Regions from separate parts of the Homo sapiens genome. Here all the other regions are linked to region 3. The links are chromatin contacts, found by Hi-C or POLR2A ChIA-PET in ENCODE. All regions are on one chromosome and are shown on one strand. Each heading gives the region's core, a stretch centred on a gene start or an enhancer-like site at or near the end of the contact. The rest is flanking DNA. Distances are from core to core; before and after follow the strand shown. Region 1 has its middle 8.6 kb from the start of S100A9. Region 2 holds the start of PGLYRP4 (peptidoglycan recognition protein 4). Region 3 overlaps NUP210L (nucleoporin 210 like).

Region 1 (5,027 bases), core at 207-2,706, 640 kb before region 3:
CTTGTCTCTAGTAACTCAGTCTGCATGTAGGCAATTGTTTCAGACCCTGGGGGAAGGTCTGACAACAAGCCACTTGCACCCTGCGGAATTTTCTTTAAACGTAGTTGAACAGAACTCATCAAGGTGACTTAACCTCTTCATTCCCATTAGCCTCTTTCATTTCAAAAAAAAAAAAAAAAAAAAAAACCTCATTCTGCTGAGTAGAGCAGAGTGGGCTTCTTTTCTCAGATAGAGAGAGCAAGCATGTCCATGTCCATGTCAAGGTTAAGATTCCCACTCCAAGTGGAAATCAGTAGCTATCTCTGTGATTAATGAGTCCTTTGGGGAAACATGACCTTTGGGGACTTTCCCAGCACCATGGTGACTAAAGAATCAGAGACAACCTGTCTTCAGATGACTATCCAACAATTCCTGCAACAATGAGTTGCCCTCCAGGCTGGTGTTAGCAGTGGAACCTGAACTGCTAGATGCCTTCCTGGGAGGAATGAGGAAGGATCAGAAGTAGTCTAAGCTGCTAAACTCTTCCCAGACACTTCACAGTGCTCTGAATGTGGTCTGGGGCCTGGGTGGTGGTGGGATGGCTCCAGAACTTGGGGGAGAAATGAATTCACTTGTCCACTCACTTGTATGTCCCTTCATTCACTCAACAGACATTAACTGCAGACTTACTATGTGTCAGGCACAGTATAATGCTGAGGGGCCTTCATGATAAATAAAGCTTGTCCATGTTGTCAAAGAGTTCTCGGGCCTGCAGGGAGACAAGACAGCTCCTCAAATTAATCTGATGTGGAAAATGAGAGGCCAGGGAGGTCCAGCTAAAAGATTTCGGTGGGATGTAGCTCGGTGGGACTTTGAGGTGGGAATGATGCCCTTCACTGGGGCCATCTCCATGGAGGGGTAAGTATCAGTGTGACATCAAGGCTGGTACCTGGAGACATCCCGGGATAAACATGAAGGTGCTTCAGGAGACCATGTATGCAAAGGCCTGGAAATGGGCAGGCGTGGGGTTTGAGGGCGAATGAGGAGCACTGGGGGCGTGGCAGGGAGAGGTAAGAGAGACAGATGAGAACAGGATAGGTACCAGGCCAAGGAACTCACACTCCATTCAGCAGAACAGGGGCAGAGCCCCGAAGGCTTCAGGGAGGGCAATGATATAATCACATTTGCATTTCATAGAAGTTTCTCTATCTGTGTTTTATGGGATGGGTTTGGGGTGGGAATGAGACCCCAGGCACATGGCCTGTGGGGAGTCTGTTGCAAGAGCCCAGGTGAGCACTTAAGAGTCCAAGCGGTGCTTCTCAGAAAAAGTAAAGCTAGAGCCTCAAACTACCCCAAGCTTCACCTCAATTAGGAGAGGTGTGACTGCAACATGATAAATAAGATCATTTCATGCTGTTTGCCAAGACCTTTCCAGGAAGGAAGATCTCAGCTTTCACCAGCCCGGTGAGCCAACCTTACACAACCCTGATGCAGCCCTGCCCTGAAGTAAGCTCCATAATCCAACCCCAATGCACTGCCCCCTCTTCCGGCAGTTGCTTAAAACATATATTTTAGAAAGCCCCGTGTCATGGATTTTGACACTCCAATTACCAAAGTGACAGCAGGACTGAAACAACTGGTTTCTCAAGTCCTATTGCCCCTTGGGGCTCTGACCTGAAACAGTTTCTCTATCCTAAGACGACAATCAGTCCCTGGATGATTAGATCACCCCTGTCTTCAGAGATCCACTCCCAGACACAGGAGACAGGGAAAGGGAGCCCCTGAGCGACAGCCAGCTGGCCTCCATCCTGAGTGTCCCACGGAATGCAGAGTCCCAACTAAACACAGAGCACCGCTATTGGTGCTGGCTCAAAACAACTACATCTAGGCTTTCCTTTTCTGCATGAGTTCTCCCACTCTTGCCCACGTACCCAAAATTGCTGCATGCAGACTGTACAGTGAGGAAGGGGTTTGTTGCCAAGACCCGAGGTGAAGAGGAAGAGGAGGGTGGCCACCAGCAGGGGCGGCAGGGGCAGCAGGATTCCAGCATGCAGCCCGCACCTTCAGCATCCCCCGCCTTGACTTGGAGTCTGATCCTCCCTCCTCTCCCCTGCCTCTCCCCCAACCTTTTCCCTCTTGATTTGCCCCCTCTCTTTCTCTCTTTACCTTTTCTACATCCTCTCCCTGAGCTTTTTCTCACTTACTGCCTTCTGCCCTCCTGTCCTCTGTGGTAAAATGCAGTTCTATGTGGCTGAGTGCTTTCAGGGAAGCAACTAGGGGTCATATCTAACCTTTGTGAAGTAACTACGGGTCATATCTAACCAGAAATGGCTCCCTCAAAACACAAGATGTCCCAGTTTCGAGTCTACTCCTCATAATGAAAGGAGACAATCACAAGGGAAAATTGTTGAAGGTCTTGGGGAATCAAGTCTGGAAAAGGTAAGCAAGGGAGCCATGACAGCTGCCTTCAAATATCACCAGGGTCCAGGGAGAGGAGCCCACCCCCGGGGGCAAGGCCTCCAAACCCGCTGTGGTGTGGCTCATTTGCTGCCAGGCCCTCCCACTCTCCCAGCACTGCCTCAAGCATCGCCCTCGCATTCTACTCCAGGTGTTCATTCCCTCTGGTAGGAAACAGCTCCATGCAAAGAAGCCAACATTCATCAGCTATTCAGTCTGCAAATACTCATTGAGTGAGAACTAAATGCAGAGCACTGTTATAGGTGCTGGGTCAACAAAACTGCGTCTAGGGGAGAGTCAGACAAGAGGCAAGTCAAGAAATAGATAGCCCAGATCATTTTAGATGGTGATGAGTTGCACAAAGAAAATAAAGGGGACATGCTAACAGGACTGCTTTGTGGGCCGGCAGCCAGGCAAGGAAGCAACACTGGAAATGAGGCCTGGATGACAAGAAGCCATCTCAACGAAGATTTCACCCCAAACACATTGGAGAGCCTTTGGAGGGTTTTAATCAGGCAGGTGATGTGATATGATGTATCTGGAGGAGAATATTCGGCAGCTGTGTGGAGGGTAGCCTGGAGAACCCCAGAGTAGAAGCATGAGGACCAGTTAGGAGGCTGATGAGCCTGGTCTTATGTCAAATAGTGTGCTAGATTCCCTGCCTTCACAGAGCCCTCAGTCCAGTGGGGGCACAATTACCAGATATTTTCTCTATAATACAATGTTGTGGGCAAAAGACAAGCAAAGGCAGATGATAAGCACAAGATGCCCAGAGAGTACAGAAGGCACTTTTTGCCGTCTTATTGGCTGTGGTGTGGGGGAGGGGGTAGAGGGGAGCCGGGGGGCAGGGGTAGAGGGAAGGAGAGAGAAGGAAAGCTTGCTTGGACTAATGCCCAAGCTGAGTTTTCAGAGGGCAAGAATTGCACTTCCATGTGCCCAGTGCTGTGTTAGGCAATAAAAGAAATCAGAGAAACATAGGAAGTAAGGGCTCTTGCCCTCCAGATTTTTAGTTTGCTTTATCTTAAAACTTGAAAGGCTTCTTGTGTTGGCCAAGTCAAAATGATGAGACCTAGCCATTCTCACATCAGGGGCTTCTGATAGTCATTTTGTTGAGCCCAGATCCTTCTCCTGAGCTCCAAGAGCCTGATGCACAGGCTGGCATGGCTTGGCTTGTGGTGTACTGGAAGCCTGCCTGAAATATCCTCCTGAGGGCAAAGTATTGCACATATAGCACCCAAAAGAGTGTTATTGGTGTCCTTTATCACTCAGTAATGCCTTTGCCCAGACAGCTTTGTCAGGCTCATCATTCCAGCAGCAGCCAGTGAGCAGAAGAGGGAGGTCAGCCCCAAATTGGAAGGGGCCTAAAGTCTACTCTTGATGGAAATACATGAGGAAGATATGAACAGGTGAGCTCCCTGGAGGATGTGACGGTTGAGTCAGGCCATGGTGTATAAGCAGGTGTTCTAGAGCCAGAGAAGGGCCCAGGTAGCCTAGTGTCTGCAACAGAGCAGACACAAAAAAATGTTTGTGAATGAAGGGATGAAAAGGCACTTCAGACAAAGAGAACAAGAGGACAGCAGGAGCAAAACCCAAGAAGTTTCAAAGCCGTGGAGAAACTAGAGACTGTTCTAGAGTGGCTGGAGAATAGGGCCTCTGGGGGTGGACAGATGGTGACAGTGAGACAGGGCCTCCAGAAGCAACAGGGCCAATCCCTGGGCTCTGTGGATCTAACAGTGCTTGTGTTCATTTGCTTGTTCCACGACACCAGCCACAGTCACAGGGTCTAGTCTCTGTGTATTCATGAAGGGACTGGAGATCACTTGTGCAAACAGCACACTATATACATGAAAAAACTGAGGCTCAGAGAAGGGAAGCCATTCGCCCAAACTCACAGAGCCAAGCAGTTGAGCTGGGAGTCTAACCAAGCTCATTTGATTCCAAGTCAAGGGCCCTTGTCATTGTCCTTAGGTGCCGCTGACTGATGGATTTTGACCAAGGTTAGCAGCCCTTAAAATTTTTCTAGCCATGATTTAAGTTCAATTTGTGGTTCAGTGGGCTATTTGGAAACAAAATTACAGCTGGTGAATGTTTTCACAATAGCAAATGTGCTGGACTTTTGCTCTCATCGGTTAGTTGTTGGTTTTTTTGTTGTTTTTTTTTTTAACAGATTCTAATACTACTATATATATCAGAAGTGGTCCCAAATCAAGGTAAGTGCATCAAGGGAGTGGCCTAGTTTGCAGAACAGCTTGGTCTAGTTCAAAGGCCTTTAGAGGAAGATATTGCATAACTTCCCTTGGTTCCTTATCTTACACTGGTCAACTTTAACTATCCAAGCCACCCCTAAATATAACCTCAGTCTGCTTTGGTTTAAAATAATCTATACCTATTGTGCTGTGGCAGAGGGTGGGTCAGCTACAATCGTTACCTCCTGTCTAAATTATTATCTTACTGTTATTGCTAATGTTTGTTGAGTGCTTACTCTGCATCAGATACTGTGCCAAGTGCTTTCCATGTGCTATGAGATGACCTAATCTTGGCCAGTCGCATGGCTTACGCTTGTAATCCCAGCACTTTGGGAGGCCGAGGCA
Region 2 (4,967 bases), core at 1,447-3,946, 650 kb before region 3:
CCCCTCTGATACCTGTTTAGCTTGTGTTTTGTTCCAGGAGGAATCACCTGCAAAGGAATATCCCATTTTGCATCAGAGAGCACCAATACCAGCCATCATGGTGGCACCAGCTCTGAACAGAAACAGCCATCCCCTCTCCACTGCCCCTCTGCCTCCTCAAATCCCAGAGCCTCCTCTAAGAAATCTCTCTGGGCTGACCAGAGGGCCACCTCTAATAGCAGCAGGTGGCATAACTTCCTTCCATGCCAACTCTGGGAAATCCCCTGGGATAGGCAAGGAGTTGGAAATGTTATCCTTTTCTCATGAGCTGTATCTACACACACAATTGGCGGGGAAAAAAAAAAAACTAGAAATGTATTCAGACACTTCAAAACCACAAAGTCCTCTCTTGTGTGCATTTTACCGAAGCAATGGGGAAGCGTGTGTGAAGAAGGGGTTAGAATTACCTGCACGGCTCAGACCAGTTCCCCCGGGATTGATTTTAGGGACGTGTGCTATGCCCATTCTCCTGTCTGAAGGCCCATGGGGGATGGGCAGGGTGTTGATTGAGACCCTTACCCACAAGGAGCTTTCTCTTATTGACAAGCACAAACCCAAGCCATAGGCTGGACTCTGATTGACATCATAATAACACAAATGTAATCCTTGCTCCTGTTTATTTGCTTTTACTGCCCACGTATTGCTATATCTTCAGGTGCATTATCTCATTTAATCCTCACAGTGAGTTTAGGAAGTCATAACTATCTCAATTTTCAGATGGGAAAATAAGGGTTTATAGAGCTTAATTGCTTGTTTAAAATCATTCCTAGAGGCAGAGCGAGGACTTGAATCCAGGTCTATAGGCTCCAAGTTCTGTGCTCTATGTACAATCTATTCTTTCTCCTTAAGAGAGAGTAGGTTTTGGGGGATTTTTTCGTTTTGTTTTGTTTTTTGTTTGTTTGTTTGTTTGAGACGGACTCTCACTCTGTCACCAGGCTGGAGTGCAGTGGCTCAATCTCGGCTCACTACAACCTCTGCCTCCCGGGTTCAAGCAGTTCTCTCATGCCTCCCTCCCGAGTAGTTGGGACTACAGGAGCGCGCCAGATGGAGTTTCACCATGTTGGCCAGGATGGTCTCGATCTCTTGACCTCCTTATCTGCATGCCTCGGCTTCCCAAAGTGCTGGGATTAGAGGCGTGAGCAACTGCGCCCGGCCAAGAGAGAATGGGTTTGTTTTTGTTTGTTTGTTGGTTTGTTTGTTTTTTGAGACAAGTTCTCGCTCTGTCACCCAGGTTGGAGTGCAGTGGCACGATCTCATCTCACTACAACCTCCATCTCCTGGCTTCAAGCAATTCTCCTACCTCAGCCTCCCTCCTGAGTAGCTGGAACTAGAGGCATGTGCCACCACACCCAGCTAATTTTTGTATTTTTAGTAGAGACGTGGTTTCACCATGTTGGCCAGGATGGTCTCGATCTCTTAACCTCGTGATCTGCCCACCTAGGCCTCCCAAAGTGCTGGGATTACAAGCATAAGCCACCACCCCTGGCCAAGAGAGAGTAGTTTTTTTTGTTGTTGTTTGTTTGTTTTTGAGACAAGTTCTTCCTCTGTCACTCAGGCTGGAGTGCAGTGGTGGGATCTCGGCTCACTGCAGCCTTGAACTCCTCAGGCTCAGATGGACAGTAGGTATTTTTTAATTCCTATTATGAGACTTTAGGATCACCCTTCTCGGTTGCTTTTTGGCCCAGGGAAAGAAAACTTACCCCAGGCCTGGATACCCAGAGCAGAGAAGACAAGAAGCCACGGCAGCATCCCCACGTGGTCCCAGGACACCAATCTGGAGAGTGTGGATGGCAGCCTGAGAGAGACGCTGACAGTTGTTAACATGACCATTCTCAATCTGCAGAGCATCCCAAACCCTGACTGCAGTGGGTGCCATCTGCCTCCTCTACCATCCTGTGGCCTCCTGAGGGCCAGCACCTGCTTCAGTCTTCTCAGGGCCCCCAGCATACAGCAGGTGCTCAGCATCCCTGTCCTATTATTACCCGAGGAACTCAATTTCATCACGTGCCCACGGCGTGCAAGGCTGTGTACACACTTGCACATGCAGTCTTATTTAATTAGTCCTCACACTAATCCTGTCATGTAAGACTGTTAACCCCCATTTTTACAGACAAAGGAAGTAAGATCCAAGAATGGTACAACCGAGAAATCCAGACTCATATGGATGGGTCTTATGCAGAGAATCCCTTCCCAGCTGGGAATATGCCAGATGAGGGAGATATAGGAGTAGGAGGGGTTCCTAGTTCTAGGGCAGAGGAAATCCAATCCTTAACACTCTTTCTGGTGGATTCCAGTCCCTTTGCTGGAAGAGGGCTTCTGAAGAAGAAACACATACTCAACTCACAGATATCTGTGGGTCCTGTGCTGTCCCAGCCCAGCAGGTCAGGGTGCAGTCAGCTTGCCCCTGATTGGCCAGCAGCTCCTTCCCTTCCAGACTTGGCCTCCAGGCCCTGCCCTTCTTCACCAACTGGCGCCTTCTCCTCCAGCCTTCACTCTCCCTAGCCCTAGAGGGCACTCCCTCCCTGGGAATGGAGCACTCGGGCTCTAGCTTCCCAGAGAGAAGAGAGCCCAGGATCCCTAACAAAAGATGGGGAGAAGGGAAGACAGAGGGCAAGGCTCTGAGCCAGCTCCTTTCACAGCACCTGGAGAAATGCAAGTGGGACCAGACTCAGGCTGAGAGCACCTGGGGACCCGCCCTGTGAATAAGCCCAGGTAGCTCCTCCCTGGGAAAGGGCAAGATTGCCCAACACTCCCGAGAGCTCGTCCTCAGCCCCAACCTGGGAAAGCCTGCAGGGCCTGAGGGTTGTGTCTGCAACATCTAGAAACTTCCTGCCTGTGAAGTTCTGCTCCAGGAGCCTGAAGACTGTGGATTGAAGTCACTCACCAACACCACCTTTTACCAGGGTCATGAGCAGGGTCAGGATGGACAGAGAGAAACTGGGAGGTACAATCTCAGGAAACAGCTCACGATGCCTAATTCTGCCCCAATAGCTTACATGTCTGCCCATCATCCTCCCGCCTGCCACTCCCCACCGTCGGCATCAAGCTGCCACCTACCACAGAAAGCCTCCCACAAACCAAGAATCTCCAGCTCCTCGCCATGTTCCAGTTGTCACCTAATCTCATTCCACATTCTGCAACCTGGACTTACAGCCCTTGAGTCTTCACAGAGGAAACTCTGCATGACACTTTCCAAGAACGCAGTAGGATGCAGTCTCCACGGGGACCTGCAGAGCCTCTCATGTCCCGGAGGGTGGGGCAGCCTCCCTAGACACTTAGGAAGTGCCCTGAATCCAGAACAGTTGCTCTCAGTGAGCTGCAGTCCCACTCTCAGACTGGGCTCCCCAGGAGCGCTCTCTGGATGGGGCCCATTGAGCATGCGCCAGGTCTACCTGGCATTCATCCCAGTCATGCACCCAGACCCAGGCTGGAGCTGTGTGATGAGCAGGGGCTGCTGAGCTCTGTCCTGGGGTGAGGGTGAATGTGGGGCAGAGCCAGAGACAGAGATGAAGGAGACCAAGAACTGCAGCCTGGGACCAGCACTGTAGGGACCCTGGTAGTTTCCCCAGCCTGGCAACATGCTGTTTCTCCATGCCTTTTGCTGGCCGCCCATCCTAAATAAGTAGAACAGTTCTCAAAATGAGAAGGTTTCTGGGCTTGCATCCGGGGCACCAAGGACTTGAGGAGACTCGGTTCCCCTTTTTGGAGCGGCTTGGGGAGGGGAAGCCCAAGAAGAGATTGGGTGGTGGCTGCCAAAGGGGACCAACAGATTCTCTGCCCCATCCAGAGACCAACAGATTCTTGAGGACTAACAGACTGAGGGCTGTCCGGGACGAGGGCATCGGGAGGGAGGAAGAGAGCAGTGTGGGTTGTCCCTCTCTGATTCTGTGAACTCAGAATCCCGAGAGGACCTCCTAAGTCCTAAATTATCTGGCCCCCAGCCCCATCTCACTCCACGCTGCCAGAGCAGGCTCCCAGTGCTCTCTGCCCCACCTCCCACCATCTCAAGACCCTTCCCAAGTGCCCAGCCTCGCTCCCCACCTGCGCCCAGAGGCTCCACTTCAGCCTGGCATCTTTGGAAAGGGCTCCGTGACTAGTTGGGACTGGTAGAGGCTCAGAGTCTCTCTTCTCCATTCTAGCACCTGAATGAATTGTAATTATAATCTCCTCAAGAGCAGTTCCCAAGTCTATCTCTTTACCTGCCTTTAATACTATCATTATTTATATTTACATTTTTTTGTCCTCTGTCTTAAGCCTCCCTCCAGCTGTGAATTTCACAGAAGTGGGAATTTACTTTATTCTGTAGTCTCAGGGTTTAGCTTAGTGTCTGGCATAATGCTGACACATGTTAGAAACTCAATAAGCATTTGTCAGATAAAGAAGGAAGGAAGGGAGGGAGGGAGGGAGGGAGAGAGAGAGAGGGAGAGAGAGAGAAAGAAAGAAAGAAAGGAAAGAAAGAAAGAAAAAAGAAAGAAAGAAAGAGAGAAAGAAAGAAAGAAAGAAAGAAAGAAAAAAGAAAGAAAGAAAGAGAGAAAGAAAGAAAGACTTAAACAGGACACTCTTTTAAAAGGTGTCAAAAGAAGAAATGGAAAGGAAAAGCAAGCCAGCACACCGACCTGCCTCAAATAATGCATACCTTCAAGTACCTAAGGCAGTGGTTCTCAAAAAGTGGCCCAGGGGAAACTGGGGGACCCCAAGACCCCTTGGGGGGGTCCATGAGATCAAAACTAATTCCAGAACAATATTCTCTGAACTTCCCACCACAGGAAACTGCCCACAAACCAAGACTCCCGGCTCCTCACTTTCCTCACTGTGCTGATATTTGCACTGATGACACAAAAACAATGGTAGAAAAAACCGTTAGAGACATGAACCTATGTGTGGCGTCAGACTGCACTAGCAGTCATTGTATTCTTCACAATGTATTC
Region 3 (4,755 bases), core at 817-3,316:
TCACGACATTGCACTCCAGCCTGGGTGACAGAGCAAGACTCTCTCAAAAAAAAAAAAAAAAAAAAAAAGGTTTAAAATAGGGCAAATAGTATACTTACAAAGCTGGCAAACTCGTGTTAAACTGACAACTATTCTTTTTCCTTTTTTTTTTTTTGAGACAGGGTCTTGCTCTGTCACCAGGCTGGAGTGCAGTGGCACAATCACAGTTCACTGCAGCCTTGAACTCCTGGTCTCAAGCAATCCTCCTGCCTCAGCCTCCCGAGTAGCTGGGACCACAGGTCCATGCCACCATGCCCAGGTAATTTTTTTTTTGTACTTTTTTGTTGATACAGAGTTTTGCCTTGTTCCCCAGGCTGGTCTTGAACTCCTGAGCTCAAGGGATCTGCCCACCTCGGCCTCCCAAAGTGCTGGAATTACAAGGCATGGGCCATCATGCCTGGCTGACAACTATTCTTAAATATATAAGTTAAATATAAAATTTAGGTAGTGTTAAGAAAGCTACCTAAAGGTTGTATTTTGGGTAGGTTTGGAAGATTCATGCCTCAACTAGTTTGAGTAATCTTGGTCAAGTGGCTGAATGTTTCCCATTAACTAAACTGTGATAACATCTGTCCCCCCATATCTGTGGGGAATATGTTCCAAGACCCTCAGTGGATGCCACAGATAATATTGAACCCTCTACGTACTATGTTTTCCTTACTGAGTTGAGAACTTCCACTTTTTCACTTAAAGGAAGCACTTTCCAGCTTCTTTTTGGCATACCCGAATTGCAGGCATCACCACTCTTGTGCTTTGGAGCCATTATTAAGTAAAATAAGGGTTACTTGAAACAAGCACTGCACTGTGATACCTTGATACCAGTTGATTTGATAGCAGAGACTGCTACTAAGTGACTAAAGGGCTGATAGTGTATACGGTGTGAACATGCTGGACAAAGAGATGATTCATGGTTGGGGACCAGAGCAGGACAGTGTGAGATTTCCTCATGCTATTTGGAACAGTGCACAATTTAAACTGTTTATTTCAGGAGTTTTTCATTTATTTTTGGACCGTGGTTGACAGTTAAGTGAAATGCGGAAAGCAAAACTGCAGATGGGGGGTACTAATGTAATACATTCTTTCTTCTTTTCCTCTCTAGATTATAAATAGGAATCTCTGATGCTTACCTGCACCCAACTTATCTTTCATAGCCCTCACTACCACTGCCTCACTTTGACTGGTGAGTACACAGGAAATATTGATGAAAACAGGTGATGCCATTTGCTGGAAGGAAGTGAAGTTGACCACTCTTACAGAGTAAATGGCCAGGCCAGGAGTGAGGGGAGAGTGGCTATGGCCAGCGACCACTAGAACTGGGGAGCTGGAGATGACCTTGGAGAAAAGATAAAACCTTTTATTTAAAAGAAGAAAAATCAACTTTGTATCAGTATGTTCCAATCTGAAACATATACAGTACAATAATTGTCAAGATCTGGATTTCTAGCTAGCTAGCCGACAATCAAATCATTTACTTTTTTGTTGTTGTTGAGAGGGAGTCTCGCTCTGTCACCCAGGCTGGAGTGCAGTGGCGCGATCTCAGCTCCCTGCAACCTCTGCCTCCCGGGTTCAAGCAATTTTCCTGCCTCAGCCTCCCGAGTAGCTGGGACTACAGGTGTCCGCCACCACGTCCAGCTAATTTTTGTACTTTTAGTAGAGAAGAGGTTTCACCATGTTGGCCAGGATGGTCTTGATCTGTTGACCTTGTGATCCACCCACTTTGGCCTCCCAAAGTGCTGGGATTACAGGCATGAGCCACCGCGCTCGGCCAATCATTTACTTTTTTTACTCCTTTAGGTATGTTGACAAAGCTTATGACCTAGATTTTGGACTCTGGGAGCCTGCCTGGCATTATGAAGGAGATGGGTTTTCTTCATTTGATTTTGTCATTTCCTATGGTAATTTTTATTAGGTCACTCAGTAACTTCTTTTGCCCTTGAAGTGAGAATGAAAACTATCTTTTCAAATTCCTGATCTCTTGTTCTGTTTTGGTTCAGTTCTTAACATACCTCTAGCTTCCTAAGAACTCTGTCCACTCCCAGTACTCTTATCTCCCCGATATCTTGTTTGTGGCTAAGAACCAATTCTGACTGGTTAATATAAAAGGCTGGGATGAAAGGAATGAGGATTCGTTGCATTCCATTCTTGCTACGTTCACTGACCAGTGTAGCCCACCCATAGACTGAGGTGTCAGCCACACTGAGGGCCTGTAGCAGCTCCTCTGACTGCGGTCGAACCTTGATTATGCAGACATAAACCCCTGGAAAAAAAAGAGGAAAAACTGAGCAGGAAGGTTCAGAGGCTCTATTGAGCCAACTGAATTAGGATAGGAAGGGAAAATTGTGACATGCAAATTCAGCAAAAGAGAAAATGTGAATTTAGTTTTGAGTATTCAATATCAGCACAATATTGGCCACTACGAGGAGGATGCCAAATAAAAAGAAAAATACTCCTAGAGAAACCACAACTAAACTTGTTTTCTGAGAATACCATTCTTTCTTTTTTTTGGAGACAGGGTCTCACTGTGTCGTGCAGGCTAGAGCACAGTGGCGTGATCATGGCATTCTGCAGCCCGACCTCCCAGGCTCTGGCGATCCTCCCACCTCAGCCTCCCGAGTAGCTGGGATTACAGGCATGAGCCACTGTGCCTGGCTAATTTTTGTATTTTTTAGCTGAGGTGGGTGGATCACAAGGTCAAGAGTTCGAGACCAGCCTGGCCAACATGGTGAAACCCCCATCTCTACTAAAAATACGAGGATTAGCCGGGTGTGATGGTGGGTACCTGTAATCCCAGCTACTTGGGAGACTGAGGCAGGGAAATTGCTTGAGATGGACGTTGCAGTGAGCTGAGATCACACCACTGCATTCCAGCTTGGGGACAGAGCAAGACTCCGTCTCAAAAAAAAAAATTATATTTTTTATAGAGAAGGGACTTCATTATGTTGCCCAGGCTGGTCTCAAACTCCTGGGCTCAAGCGATCCTCCTGCCTTGGCCTCCCAAAGTGCTGGGTTTACAGGCGTGAGAAACTGCTCCCTGGCTAAGAATACCATTCTTATTCAACATGTCAGGGAATATTAAATGATATAACACAAGCAGGGCAATTAAGAGCTGGGGATATAGAATGAAGTAGTCAGTGCTGGTGAACTCAGGAAAGGGTTTGTGAAAGACAGACAAGCTTTGAGCATCATTAATAACTTATGTATCAGACCACCTCTTGGTGTCATTATTTTTATCAATGGTAGGAACTGTTTTTCCAGTTACCCATGATTAATCCTTAGCTGTCTTTTTTTTTTTTTTTTAAAGAGACAGAATTTCACACTGTTGCCCAGGCTGGAGTGCAGTGGTGCAATTCTACCTCACTGCAGCCTTAAACTCCTGGGCTCAAGTAATCCTCCCACCTCAGCCTCCCAGGCAGCTAGGACTCCAGGCATGTGCCACCATGCCTGGCTAATTTTTAATTTTTATTTATTGCTATTATTATTATTTTATATATATTTTTGAGACAGAGTCTCGCCCTGTTGCCCAGGCTAGAGTGCAGTGGCGCAATCTCAGCTCACTGCAAGCTCTGCCTCCCAGGTTCACGCCATTCTCCTGCCTCAGCCTCCCAAGTAGCTGGGACTACAGGCGCCTGCCACCACATCCGGCTAATTTTTGTATTTTTAGTAGAGACGAGGTTTTACCTTGTTAGCCAGGATGGTCTCGATCTCCTGACCTCGTGATCCTCCCACCTCAGCCTCCCAAAGTGCTGGGATTACAGGCGTGAGCCACCATGCCTGGACTATTTATTATTTTTGTAGAGACAGAGTCTTGCTCTTGCCCAGGCCGGACTGCAGTGGCACAATCACAACTCACTGAAACCTTGAATTCTTGGGCTCAAGCAATCTTCCTGCCTCAGAGCTAGGGCTACAGGTGCGCGCCACCATGCCTGGCTATTTTATTTTTTGAGAGACAAGGTCTTGCTATGTTGCCCAGGCTGGTTTCAAACTCCTGGGCTCAAGTGATCCTCCCACTTCAGCCTCCTAAAACATTGGGATTATAGGCATGAGCCACTGCACCTGGCCTTAGTTGTCTTTACATCCTTTCCTTCATCCCTATATCCAATCATTTCCAAATCTTGCTTACTCCTTCTCTGAAATGTCTCTGACATCTGCCCCTTCTTAGTATTTCTCTATTAGTCTGGTCTAGACCCTTATCAATGCATGCTTGGATTATTGCAATTGGATAATTATGGATAATTAGTCTGGGCTAGACCCTTACTAGTCTGGTCCAGACCCATTAGTCTGGTCTAGACCCTTATCAATTCATGCTTGCATTATTGCCCCTTCACAGGTATCCTTGCCTGTTTTTTGTTTTTTTTTTTGAGATGGAGTCTCACTCTGTTGCCCAGGCTGGAGTGCAGTGGCGCGATCTTGGCTCACTGCAAACTCCGCCTCCTGGGTTCACGCCATTCTTCTGCCTCAGCCTCCCGAGTAGCTGGGACTACAGGTGCCCACCACCACGCCCGGCTAATTTTTTTGTATTTTTAGTAGAGACGGGGTTTCACCATGTTAGCCAAGATGGTCTCGATCTCCTGACCTCGTGATCCACCTGCCTCAGCCTCTCAAAATGCCAGGATTACAGGCGTGAGCCACTGCGCCCGGCCTTCTTTTTTTTTCTTTTGAGACGAAGTCTCGTTCTGTCGCCCAGGCTGGAGTGCAGTGGTGCGATCTCAGCTCACT

What was found. A loop is a pair of places that touch in the nucleus more often than their neighbours do. ChIA-PET counts read pairs that join two places held with the same protein, here RNA polymerase II (POLR2A). Pooled maps may share reads with other maps.
Region 1: a loop to region 3 is called in a map of aorta, with 6 times the contacts of the local background. The contact joins two enhancer-like sites. A Hi-C loop is called at or near these places in 1 of 168 maps with a recorded cell type or tissue (aorta) and 4 of 50 pooled maps. POLR2A ChIA-PET finds 5 or more read pairs at or near these places in 1 of 52 experiments (WTC11).
Region 2: a loop to region 3 is called in a pooled map of ovary, with 4 times the contacts of the local background. The contact joins the promoter of PGLYRP4 here to the enhancer-like site in region 3. A Hi-C loop is called at or near these places in 10 of 50 pooled maps. POLR2A ChIA-PET finds 5 or more read pairs at or near these places in 2 of 52 experiments (CD4-positive, alpha-beta T cell and WTC11).

Annotation. Positions count from the first base shown.
Region 1 is chr1:153,363,940-153,368,966 of GRCh38, forward strand. No RefSeq gene overlaps it. Among named protein-coding and RNA genes, the nearest start is that of S100A9, 8.6 kb to the left of the region's middle. Within about 2 kb of position 1,457, at least 4 of the 41 ENCODE cell types and tissues checked have a DNase peak (open chromatin) inside an H3K27ac peak, as active enhancers do.
Region 2 is chr1:153,346,145-153,351,111 of GRCh38, forward strand. PGLYRP4 (peptidoglycan recognition protein 4) reads right to left here and starts at 2,697. Exons shown (of 9, transcript NM_020393.4): 1 at 2,384-2,697; 2 at 1,740-1,834; 3 at 1-47. The coding sequence starts at 1,788.
Region 3 is chr1:153,999,690-154,004,444 of GRCh38, forward strand. It overlaps NUP210L (nucleoporin 210 like), which reads right to left. Exons shown (of 40, transcript NM_207308.3): 36 at 2,046-2,296; 37 at 1,167-1,371. Among named protein-coding and RNA genes, the nearest start is that of RPS27, 11 kb to the left of the region's middle. Within about 2 kb of position 2,067, at least 2 of the 41 ENCODE cell types and tissues checked have a DNase peak (open chromatin) inside an H3K27ac peak, as active enhancers do.